2 separate regions of the Homo sapiens genome follow, and region 2 is linked to region 1. A link is an interaction called in ENCODE POLR2A ChIA-PET data of the cell type or tissue named here. Cell type or tissue: IMR-90. All regions are shown on one strand. Links, peaks and the distances in the headings refer to the core of each region. The heading gives the core; the rest is flanking DNA.

Region 1 (4,000 bases), core at 1-4,000:
ATGCTTCTTTTCTTATATATTTTGATATTGAGGTTCCCAGACGTTATGATGATAAGCGGAATAATATTTTATTGGAACTCATACAATATGACAATAGAGAAAAACGTGCTTTCTTGTTAGGGAGTGTTCAGATACATCTTTATGAGGTAATTCAGGTATGTATAAAATGATTTTTTTCACCTTGGTATCACGTTGCCAGTTGGTTGTCCAGTTTGTTGTGATTTATTATACTTGATGGGCTTTTTTTGTTTATTATCTGCCTTCAAATTCATGTGTTTAAGAAATAAAATCTCCTTTTGGCTATATATTTTTTAAAAGAGTTGGCTTATAATAGCATAATGTTTCTAAAAATTTATTTTCCAGCCTGTAATCCCAGCACTTTGGGAGGCCGAGGTGGGCAGATCAACTGAGGTCGGGAGTTCGAGACCAGCCTGACCAACATGGAGAAACCCCATCTCTACTAAAAATACAAAATTAGCTGGACATGGTGGCCCATGCCTGTAATCCCAGCTACCTGGGAGGCTGAGGCAGGAGAATTGCTTGAACCTGGGAGGTGGAGGTTGTGGTGAGCCAAGATTGCACCATTGCACTCCAGCCTGGGCAACAAGAGCAATACTCCGTCTGGAAAAAAAATATTTTCCAGAATATGTATGTGTATATATATATATATATATATATATATATATATATATATATATATACACACATTTTTTTCCAGAATATTTTATATATATATATATATATATATATATATATATATATATATATATATTCCGGAATGTGTGTGTGTATACATATATATATATATATATATATGAAATTAAGTAACCAAAAAACCCACACTTACACTTTTAGGTTGTATCACTAACTAACTTTCTGGAAAATAAATTTTCTTGGCCCACTGCAACATTTGCCTCCCTGGCTCAAGGGATTCTCCTGCCTCAGCCTCCCCACTATCTGGGACTACAGGTACATGCCACTGCACCAGACTGCTTTTTGTGTTTTTAGTAGAGACAGGGTTTTGCTGTGTTGCCCAGGCTGGTCTCGTACTCCTGAGTTCAAATAATCTGCCCGCCTCAGCCTCCCAAAGTGTTGGGATTACAGGCCTGAGCCACTGTGCCTGGCTATTTAAATTTGCAAATAAAAGTTGCATATATTTATCGTGTACAGAATGATGTTTTGAAATATGTATACATTGTAGAATGGCTAAATAAAGTTAAACATGTTTTATTATGTTTCTGAAATGTCTTAAGACATGACTGAAGCTGCAAACTCTGTCTCTTAGTTGGCAATACAAATTTTGGTTTAGTTCTTTCATCCTTAGCTGGGCTGCTTACAGACTTCCTTGTGCATGTGTCTTTTAGAGGTTAGCCAAAGATTTGGGCAGAGTTTATATACAGATTTTATGGTTGCTTCCCTCTTGTTTTCTCCTTTCTAGGAGTCCTTTTCACTTTCCGGCAGCTCATTTTGTGGTTGTGTTGAACTCAGAGTCAAGAACTTACTGATTGGTGAATAAGTATAAACAATCTAAAGTATTTTCAGGAATGTTTTTTGTTACATACAGCAAGGAAGTCTTCAAAGACTAATGGGGTTATGTCAACAGCCAGATTGCAGGGACTCCTATTGCCCAACTTCAGAATAACTTGAACATAGATTATTGCAACATTCTGAATAAAGGAAAATTCGTGACTCCTTGGTGATCTTCAAAAAAGAGAAGAAAAGATGTGGCATAGGAAGAAAAAGGAAAATTTTAAAACAAAAGAATACCAGTTTATGAATGTAGAAGTAATGAAAGAATTACAAATTATTGTTTTTGCAACTCTTTGTAATGAATAATGATTAATTCAGTCAATATTTAGCAATGGCACTAAAAACCATTAGGTAAAAGTTTATTGGGAAGCAAGATATTTGCATGGTGCCGTAGTAACAGCGCAGGGGAAATGTTACTCTACAATAGACAGATGTGGTAGTTGCCACTTTAACCAAGAGCTCGAATTTAGCATAATGAATTGTGGATAACTTAACATCATGTACTTCCTGTAGTGATACAATGTGAAGTACACAGTATTATCTATGACTTATCGTCATCAAAAATGTTTAACCTGGCTGGGTGCAGTGGCTCAGGCCTGTAATCCTAGCACTTTAGGAGACTAAGGTGGGAGAGTTGTTGAGGCCAGTAGTTGGAGACCAGTCTGGCAACATAGCAAGACCCTGTCTCTACACACATAGAATTAGCCAGGTGTGGTGGCATGTGCCTGTAGTCCAAGTGACTTGGGAGGTTGAGGCAGAAGGGTCGATTGAGCCCAGGAGTTCGAGACTGCAGTGAGCTATGATCGTGCTACTGCACTCCAGCCTGGGTGACAGAGCAAGACCCTGTCTCAAAAAAAAAAAAAAAAGAAAAAGAAAGAAGTGTAACCCAAATCTAATCAAGCTGAGTGTAGAACTAACTTCAAGTTTACGGGAATTTAGTGAGTAGGGGAAAATGTTAAACAATACCTTAAGATAAGTACAGAAATGGGACATACCAGTGTAGATTCTTTAAATAGCTTTGGTCATTAAAAAAAAAACCAAAACGCACCAAAGATGGAAGGAACTATTCTAGATTTAAAGAGATACAACACATTTGACTGAATACAGATTCGAAAAAGTTGTAAAAGACTCTTGGGAGCCAGGCTTGGTGGTTCACACCTGTAATTCCAGGACTTTGGGAGGCTGAGGGAGGTGGATTGCTTTAGCCCAGGAGTTTGAGACCAGCCTGGGGAACATGGTGAAACCCTTTCTCTAAAAACAAAACAAAACAGCAAAACAAAAACAAAACCCACAAAAAAACACCCACAAAAAATTAGCCAGGCATGGTGACACCTGCCTGTAGTACCAGCTGCATGGGGGGCTGAGGCAGGAAAATCACCTGAGCCCAGTGAGGTCGAGGCTGCAGTGAGCCATGATTGCACCACTGCACCCCAGCCTGGGCAACAGAGTGAGACCCTGTCTCAAAAAATAAAACATAAACATAAATAAAAGACATTCTTGGGACAATTAGGAAAATTTAATAAATATTTACTGAATATTAGAAAAAATTCTAGAATTGTTAATTTTCTTGGGTATAATACTGATATTGTGGATATATATGTATGAATTTTCTTATTTTTACAGTATCCAAGGTAAACATTGGGAGTGAAGAGTAATGATGATTGCAACTTATAAATAGATCAGCAAACATATCTATACACACACAGAGATTTTAAAAAATGGCATACTGTTAAATCAGATAAATTTCTAATACATAGAAAGAGATGAAGAAGGATAAACATATGGAGTAATGAATAAGTGTAAGCAACCAGAGATTCTCAAAAATATTTTGGGAGAAGATCTTTGGAAATGACTAAAGTTCCTTTGACTGTATGGCAATTTAGGCATCAAAAAATGTGACATTACTTATTAGTTAATTTTTGTTGAAGAAAATGTAGAAGCTTAGATACTTAGACTAGAAGCATATATGCAAACTTTTCAATATTTATTTTTATAAGATCATGAATAATATGCTAATATTTTAAAATACAAAGGTAAATTTTTTAAAATTCAGAAATCACCCATCATTCCACAATTCTAATATAACATTTCATTGTTCAGAGTTTCTTTCCAATTCATTCTTATAAACATAAACAGAAAAATAGAAAATATAAAAAGACCCAAATACATATTCTGGAACTGAAAAGTAAAATATCTGAAATTAAAAATTTGCTGAATGGGCTCAACAGCAGAATGGAGGTGCTAGAGGTTTTCTTATTACTTCCGTTAAAATTTGTGTGACTATTTAAAGTAAAAATTATAACATGATCTGTGCGGTTTATAATGTTTGGAGAGGTAATGCATATGACAACCACAGCATATAGCATAGGGAGAAGATGAGGTCTAAAGGACTTTTATAATGCAAGGTTTTTGCATTTTCTCTGTTTTATTATAATAAAAATAGAGTTCAAGTCTTTATGTTGCTGCTTGA
Region 2 (6,180 bases), core at 2,181-6,180, 120 kb before region 1:
CTGTCTCAAAAAAAAAAAAAATGTAGCTGGGTAGGTGCCCCCTCTGAGGTCCCTCTTAGTTCTCTCAAGTACTATTAGCCATACCCCAGGAAAAAGCAACCACAGATGATCTGAGCACAAAGGCTGCTTAGCAAAGGAAGTAACATCACACTGTCCTAGAATAACCTCAGAGAAATCAGCCTCAAAATGGAAACAATGTAGGTTTTCAGTGAGATTTTTAATTCATGAAAAGAATTCACAGTTTCCTCTAAGACAAAATTATAGATAATGTCCTCATATCAACTCCATATGTAAAGAGCAGAGTAATATTATAACTTCTTTAAAACTTCCCATCTCTACTTTTGACTTTTTGAAACTGAAGCTCTACCTTGGATTCTGTATTCAATTTTAATATGAAAAATGCTCCTTTTCTCCCACTCCATTATTTTGTAGTTATGTAGTAACGAGTTCTGGATTATTGCTTCCTGTGCTGCTACCTCGGCTCTACCCACCGCTGTTTATGCTTTATGCTTTGGATAATGATCGCGAGGAAGACATTTACTGGGAATGTGTCCTTCGACTAAATAAGCAGCCAGATATTGCTCTCCTGGGCTTTCTTGGGGTGCAGAGGTAAGTGTAGTAGTTACAAGCGCAACCAAATGGTTTTAATTTAAAATGCAAACTGCATTATTGGAAATTTGGCACTTTGATATCTAATTATATATATGGCTTGTAATTATTTTTTGCATATGTCTTCTTTAACAAAATAGTGATAGTTAATAATCTTTATTTCTGAGAATATTTGGAGATGAGTATGAAACCTGCTGATTCTTTGGAATGTGTTTTTTATTATGTTTTCATATATATAGTAATATATATTTATTATATATTAGTAATGTATTTTATATATTATGTATAGTTATATATATATATATATATAAAGTGTGAGCTATTTTGCCTGGTATTTTATAGCTCTTTAGAGCAGAATACATATCTTTGGCATTCTTCCTTCTCTTCTTTTCTCTCCTCCCTCTCCATTTGCAATTTTTAAGTTAAAGGTTTTGAAGTGTTTTTTTTTTTTTCTTTTTTTGAAAGAGAGTTTCACTCTGTCATGCAGGCAGGAGTGCGATGGTGCAATCTCAGCTCACTGCAACCTCCACCTCCCAAGTTCAAGCAATTCTCATGCCCCACCCTCCCAAGTAGCTGGGATTACAGGCGCACGGCACCATGCTCAGCTAATTTTTGTATTTTTAGTATAGATGGAGTTTTGCCATGTTGGCCAGGCTGGTCTCGAACTCTTTGCCTCAAGTGATCTGCTCGCCTCGGCCTCCCAACGTGCTGGGATTACAGGTGTGAGCCACTGTGCCCAGCCCTGCTGTTTTTATTAGAAGGTATTATTGCTTGCTATCCAGGGAATACTAAATTATTATGTTTTCTTTCTAGGGCAGTGATAAAGCTGATTCCACCTCCCCAATCTCTATTTGTGCTACCAGGAAAAGTGAATAAGCCTCAATTTTTTTTTTTTTTGAGACGGAGTCTTGCTTTGTTGCCCTGGCTGGAGTGCAGTGGCACCATCTTGGCTAGCTGCAACCTCCACCTCCCAGGTTCAAGTGATTCTCGTGCCTCAGCCTCCCAGCTAGCTGGGATTACAGGCCTGTGTCAACGCACCCAGCTAATTTTTATATTTTCTTATTTTTGTGCTTTTTTTTTATTTTGTGCTTTAATTGTTTTCAGTGGAATAATTCAGTAGTAGAAATGAGATAAAACTGAGTGAAGGAAAAATATTTGGTAATATCTGTAACGTGTAGGTTATTGGGATATAGAATGACAAATCCCTTAGGGAGATGATAAAAACTCTTAAATCACTTCTGGAATGTTTATAAAAACTTAACCTATTGTGGAGCAGTTCTTTTTAATGGGGACAAGGAAGCCAATATAGCTGTCAACTATTTTTATGGGATTTTGTTTACCATAAGTAACAACTTATATTAATAATTTATGGATTCCATTATAGGAAATTTTGGCCAGCAACCTTGTCAATCCTTGGAGAGAGTAAAAAGGTATAGTAGATTTTCTTTTCCTCAGCAAATATGCTTTTCTCTAATGGGAAGGATTTGAGATAGCAAAACTTTTTCATTTTACTTTGATAGAACAGTACCCAAGCTTGTGTTTGCATCTGTTATTACCAAAGACCTGCACTCTGACATCAGTATCATTTATTTCTGTTGTTGCAGAAAATAGTTTTCCTCCTTGACCTTCACTCTCTTTTTTGCAGGTTTTGCCAACCACGAAAGATGCTTGTTTTGCCTCAGCAGTAGAATGTCTGCAGCAGATCAGGTAATCTCTGATTTGTTGAAAAGCCATACAAATCAAAGTAGTGCTTGGTCTATTAAGATATTATTAATATGATCTTATCTTTACCTAAGCCTTAAGCATCCCCATTCTATATGCTGATGGTGTCAAACTCAATCTGGAAATCAGAAATCAGAATGAGACCCTTGGGTTATCTTTTACTCTAAAATGACCTTGCATTTTCAAAAGTAGGAGAGAGCCAAGCCAGAAATTTATCCATATAATCACATCTTTAGCCAATTGGAAATTAACCAAATTTCTCATTCAGAAAAGAGCATATATTAGGAGAATGAGATTTCACGTGGGTAAAAGGAAACAATATATGAATCGTAGACAGTTGGAGGCTACTTTTCTCATAGCACCATGGGAGTACAAAGTCATCCTTTCCAACGACTCATAATGCCTAAGTGTCCGGGTTAAGGCATGTGAATCCCAGGAGGGAATATTGTCAAAAAAGCACGATCAAATGGCTTTATTAAGAAAATTATAGGATGTCTTTTTGTCATTGTTTCTGTAACAGCACAACATTTACCCCATCAGACAAACTTAAGGTCATCCAGCAGACTTTTGAGGAGATCTCTCAGAGTGTCCTGGCGTCACTCCACGAAGACTTCTTGTGGTCCATGGATGACTTGTTTCCTGTTTTCTTATATGTGGTGCTACGGGCCAGGTAACTGTTTTATGACTTTGTTATTAGTGAGTCGTTATTTTTAAAAGTCTGCTGCTTGCATTTTCTGAACTGACAGCAGGAGTACGCTCTTCCACTAGAAAAAAATCGATTAACCCATTCCACTGTGACATTACCCTTTTATTGAGCTGTTCTTTCTTTTTCCCATCAACTAGATTCAAAAGGAGAATGGACATGTAAGTGAAAATAACTCAGCATCTTTTTCTCTCTGGGGCAGGATTAGGAATTTAGGCTCTGAGGTACACCTCATTGAGGATCTAATGGACCCCTATCTTCAGCATGGGGAACAGGGTATAATGTTCACCACCTTGAAGGTGAGTATAGTTATTATTTAATACTTTCTTATCTTCATATCTGTCTTTCATTTACCATATTATAAATGCCATTAACCACTTTTTTTGTATAAAAGTTTAATGCAAACCTTAAATGCCTTTAGAGCACATTTTGTTCTACACTTTAAAACATTATATAGTATATTAAAGTAGGATAAGCCAGTTGTTCCTCAAAATACTAAAGCAAATTCTTCATTATCTAATCCTCCTTGTAAATTGATCAAACTGTTATAAATGTTTACATTTATATAAATAATTGTAATTCTAAAAAAGAAACAGAAAGGATTCTTAGTGTCCAAGAAAGTTTCCAACAGGAGTGCTATTCAATGGAACAGGGTAAAACACAGAAGGCAGTATGTAAATAATGAATTTGAATTCCATCTTCTTTCTTTGCCTTGTATTTACTGTAACCAATAGATTACAAATGAGCTTCTTTGATCTGGGTGGCCTGGAGAGATTGTTAGAAGTCATTTGTTTCCTGCCTTGATTTTTCTTGGAATTTGGAAGAATCACTCTAAAGTTTATTGAAAAAACAGCAGATAGAAAGTGCAAAAACACTTGTGAAAAATGAGAAAGAATAGACCTACTCTTCCAGTTAGTAAAATTTATAAAATTACAATAATGAAGATAAAATAGTATGTGACTGTCACAGGAATACACAATTACCTAAATAGAAAGGATAGCTCCCATATAAACACATCATAATAAAAACTTCACATGAAAGTGGAAACACCAAACCAAAATGGAAAAGAGGAATTATTTAACAAATGGTAAAACAAAGTATTGGATAGCTTATTAGCAGTTTTGGAGGGAGGGTAGAATAGCAAATTATATAGATGCTTTGGGGTTTAAATATAGAGAAAGGAAGAGAGAAGGAAAGACAGGTAAATTAAAATAAGAAAAATAATTAGAATTCAATGTCAGGTTTCTGGCCTAGGTTAACTATTTAAACTTTTCAACTAAAATACCATTAATGCTTCTTTTTTTTGAGACAGAGTCTCACTCTGTCGCCCAGGCTGGAGTGCAGTGGTGCAATCTCGACTCACTGCAACCTCCACTTCCCAGGTTCAAGTGATTCTGCTGCCTCAGCCTCCCAAGTAGTTGGGATTACAAGTGCCTGCCACCACACCTGGCTAATTTTTGTATTTTTATTAGAGATGGGGTTTCACCAGGTTGGCCAGGCTGGTCACGAACTCCTGACCTCAGATGATCCACCCGCCTTGGCCTCCCAAAACGCTGGGATTACAGGCGTGAGCCACTGCACCTGGCCTACCATTAACACTTCTATTAAATAAACTGAAAAGGGGGAGAAACTGGGGAAAATATTGGCCACAGATGACTTAGATTATTAGTGTTTATGTTATTTGAAGAGTATCTCTAAACAGATCACCAAAGAAGAAACTGAACTAGTAAGTTTACATGTAGAAAAATACTCAACCTCACTGAAAATCGTAGTACTGCAGATTTAAATAAGGTACCATTTTGTGCTGTTAAATTATCAAGAATATTTTAAAATTACTGATGGGGTTATAGTGAAGTCATTATTATTCCCACATTGCTGATAATGGGGTAAGTAGCCATTACCCTTTTGGAAAGCAATTGTTACTAACATAGATATCAACAACATCAAAAAATGTGGAGTTTGACTCAATGGTTCTACTCCTGGGGATTTATCCTAAGAAACTAAAGAATGGAAAATGTTACATGTTATCTGGATGTGTTATTCATTGGGGTATGAGTAATTCCCATACCTGGAAACTCATAATTCAGGGTGCTTCTTAAAAATGCATTCTTGGAAGTTATGACTCCCCAGGTCTGCAATGATGCTTAATCTGTATATTTATTAATCATACTAGGTGATTCTAATTAGAGTTGTACCTTTTAATGATTGGTATACTCTAAATGTCCAATCAGTAATGGCAAATTGTGGTGTCTCTGCATGTGAAGAATATTAGCTAGCTTGTAAAAAAACTTTGTTTTAGAATAAGACGGGAAATGAAAAAATTTTGTCTATACTAATTACAAGTAGGCAAAAGACAGCCACTAGATAGGGGAACTAGAAGGGAACAGGGAAAAGTGAAATCAATTAAATCTGTTGGGCCATCAGCTGAATTTGTTCATAAGGGATTTTGTTTCTTTAGTCCCATATGCATTGCTCTCTTTATGTAATTTCTTTAAAAGTGAATTTGAAATTATTTTGAACTTTTCTTCCAGGCATGTTACTACCAGATTCAGCGTGAGAAGCTTAACTAGGCTGCATAACAGCTTGAAAACTGGATTATCTACTACAGAGTGTTATAACACCATCTGGAGTCTTCCTGTAGTGGCAAAAAAGAACAGTGTTGAAATTGGAAAGGACTTTGTGTTATTTAGGTTGTTAGAATGAGCCTTACCAATAATAAGAGCCCTGAGCCCAGAAAAAAGGACTGTATAGTTTAAAGGGAGGATTGAAAGGGAGGTAAAAAATCAGATTAGACCAGTTCTTGGCCTATGATAAGTTCCAAAAATACCATTTATCTACTATTTGAAAAAAGAAGAGGATATCCCTTCCTACAGTAAAGGGTATGTCAGCTACATGAAGTTGTAAGAAAAGCTTCCAGTAGAGCTTCTTATATTAAAGAAGTTGATGGATATTTTTGAATTTCTGGTTTGCCTGAATCCACCTGCAGTTACCCCGATCCGTTTGCAAGAACCAGATCGTACTTGAAACTATAGTGGCCACACTCTGCCTTCCTGAGTCCCTTCCAGTCATGTGTGCATCATGTCTCTTTGCCAAGGGAGGGGAGAAAGGAACTTTTAAACTGCAGTTTTAACTTTTTCTAAGCTGTT

What was found. Peaks named below come from ENCODE experiments on the same cell type or tissue, not always from the same donor. Only the 100,000 strongest peaks of a DNase experiment are listed, where the experiment ranks them.
Region 2: POLR2A ChIA-PET joins it to region 1 with 8 read pairs; 2 of 35 experiments call an interaction of 5 or more read pairs at or near these places.

Annotation. Positions count from the first base shown.
Region 1 is chr2:201,578,250-201,582,249 of GRCh38, reverse strand. It overlaps CATSPERT (catsper channel auxiliary subunit tau), which reads left to right. Exons shown (of 16, transcript NM_001168221.2): 5 at 33-155. Among named protein-coding and RNA genes, the nearest start is that of CATSPERT, 39 kb to the left of the region's middle. In IMR-90, for the core only: no CTCF peak of the experiment used is centred there; a DNase peak (open chromatin) is centred at 1,559; H3K27ac peaks cover 1,689 bases.
Region 2 is chr2:201,701,275-201,707,454 of GRCh38, reverse strand. It overlaps ALS2 (alsin Rho guanine nucleotide exchange factor ALS2), which reads left to right. Exons shown (of 34, transcript NM_020919.4): 29 at 433-609; 30 at 1,994-2,039; 31 at 2,255-2,316; 32 at 2,852-3,001; 33 at 3,237-3,333; 34 at 5,566-6,180. The coding sequence ends at 5,604. Among named protein-coding and RNA genes, the nearest start is that of MPP4, 5.7 kb to the right of the region's middle. In IMR-90, for the core only: no CTCF peak of the experiment used is centred there; no DNase peak of the experiment used is centred there.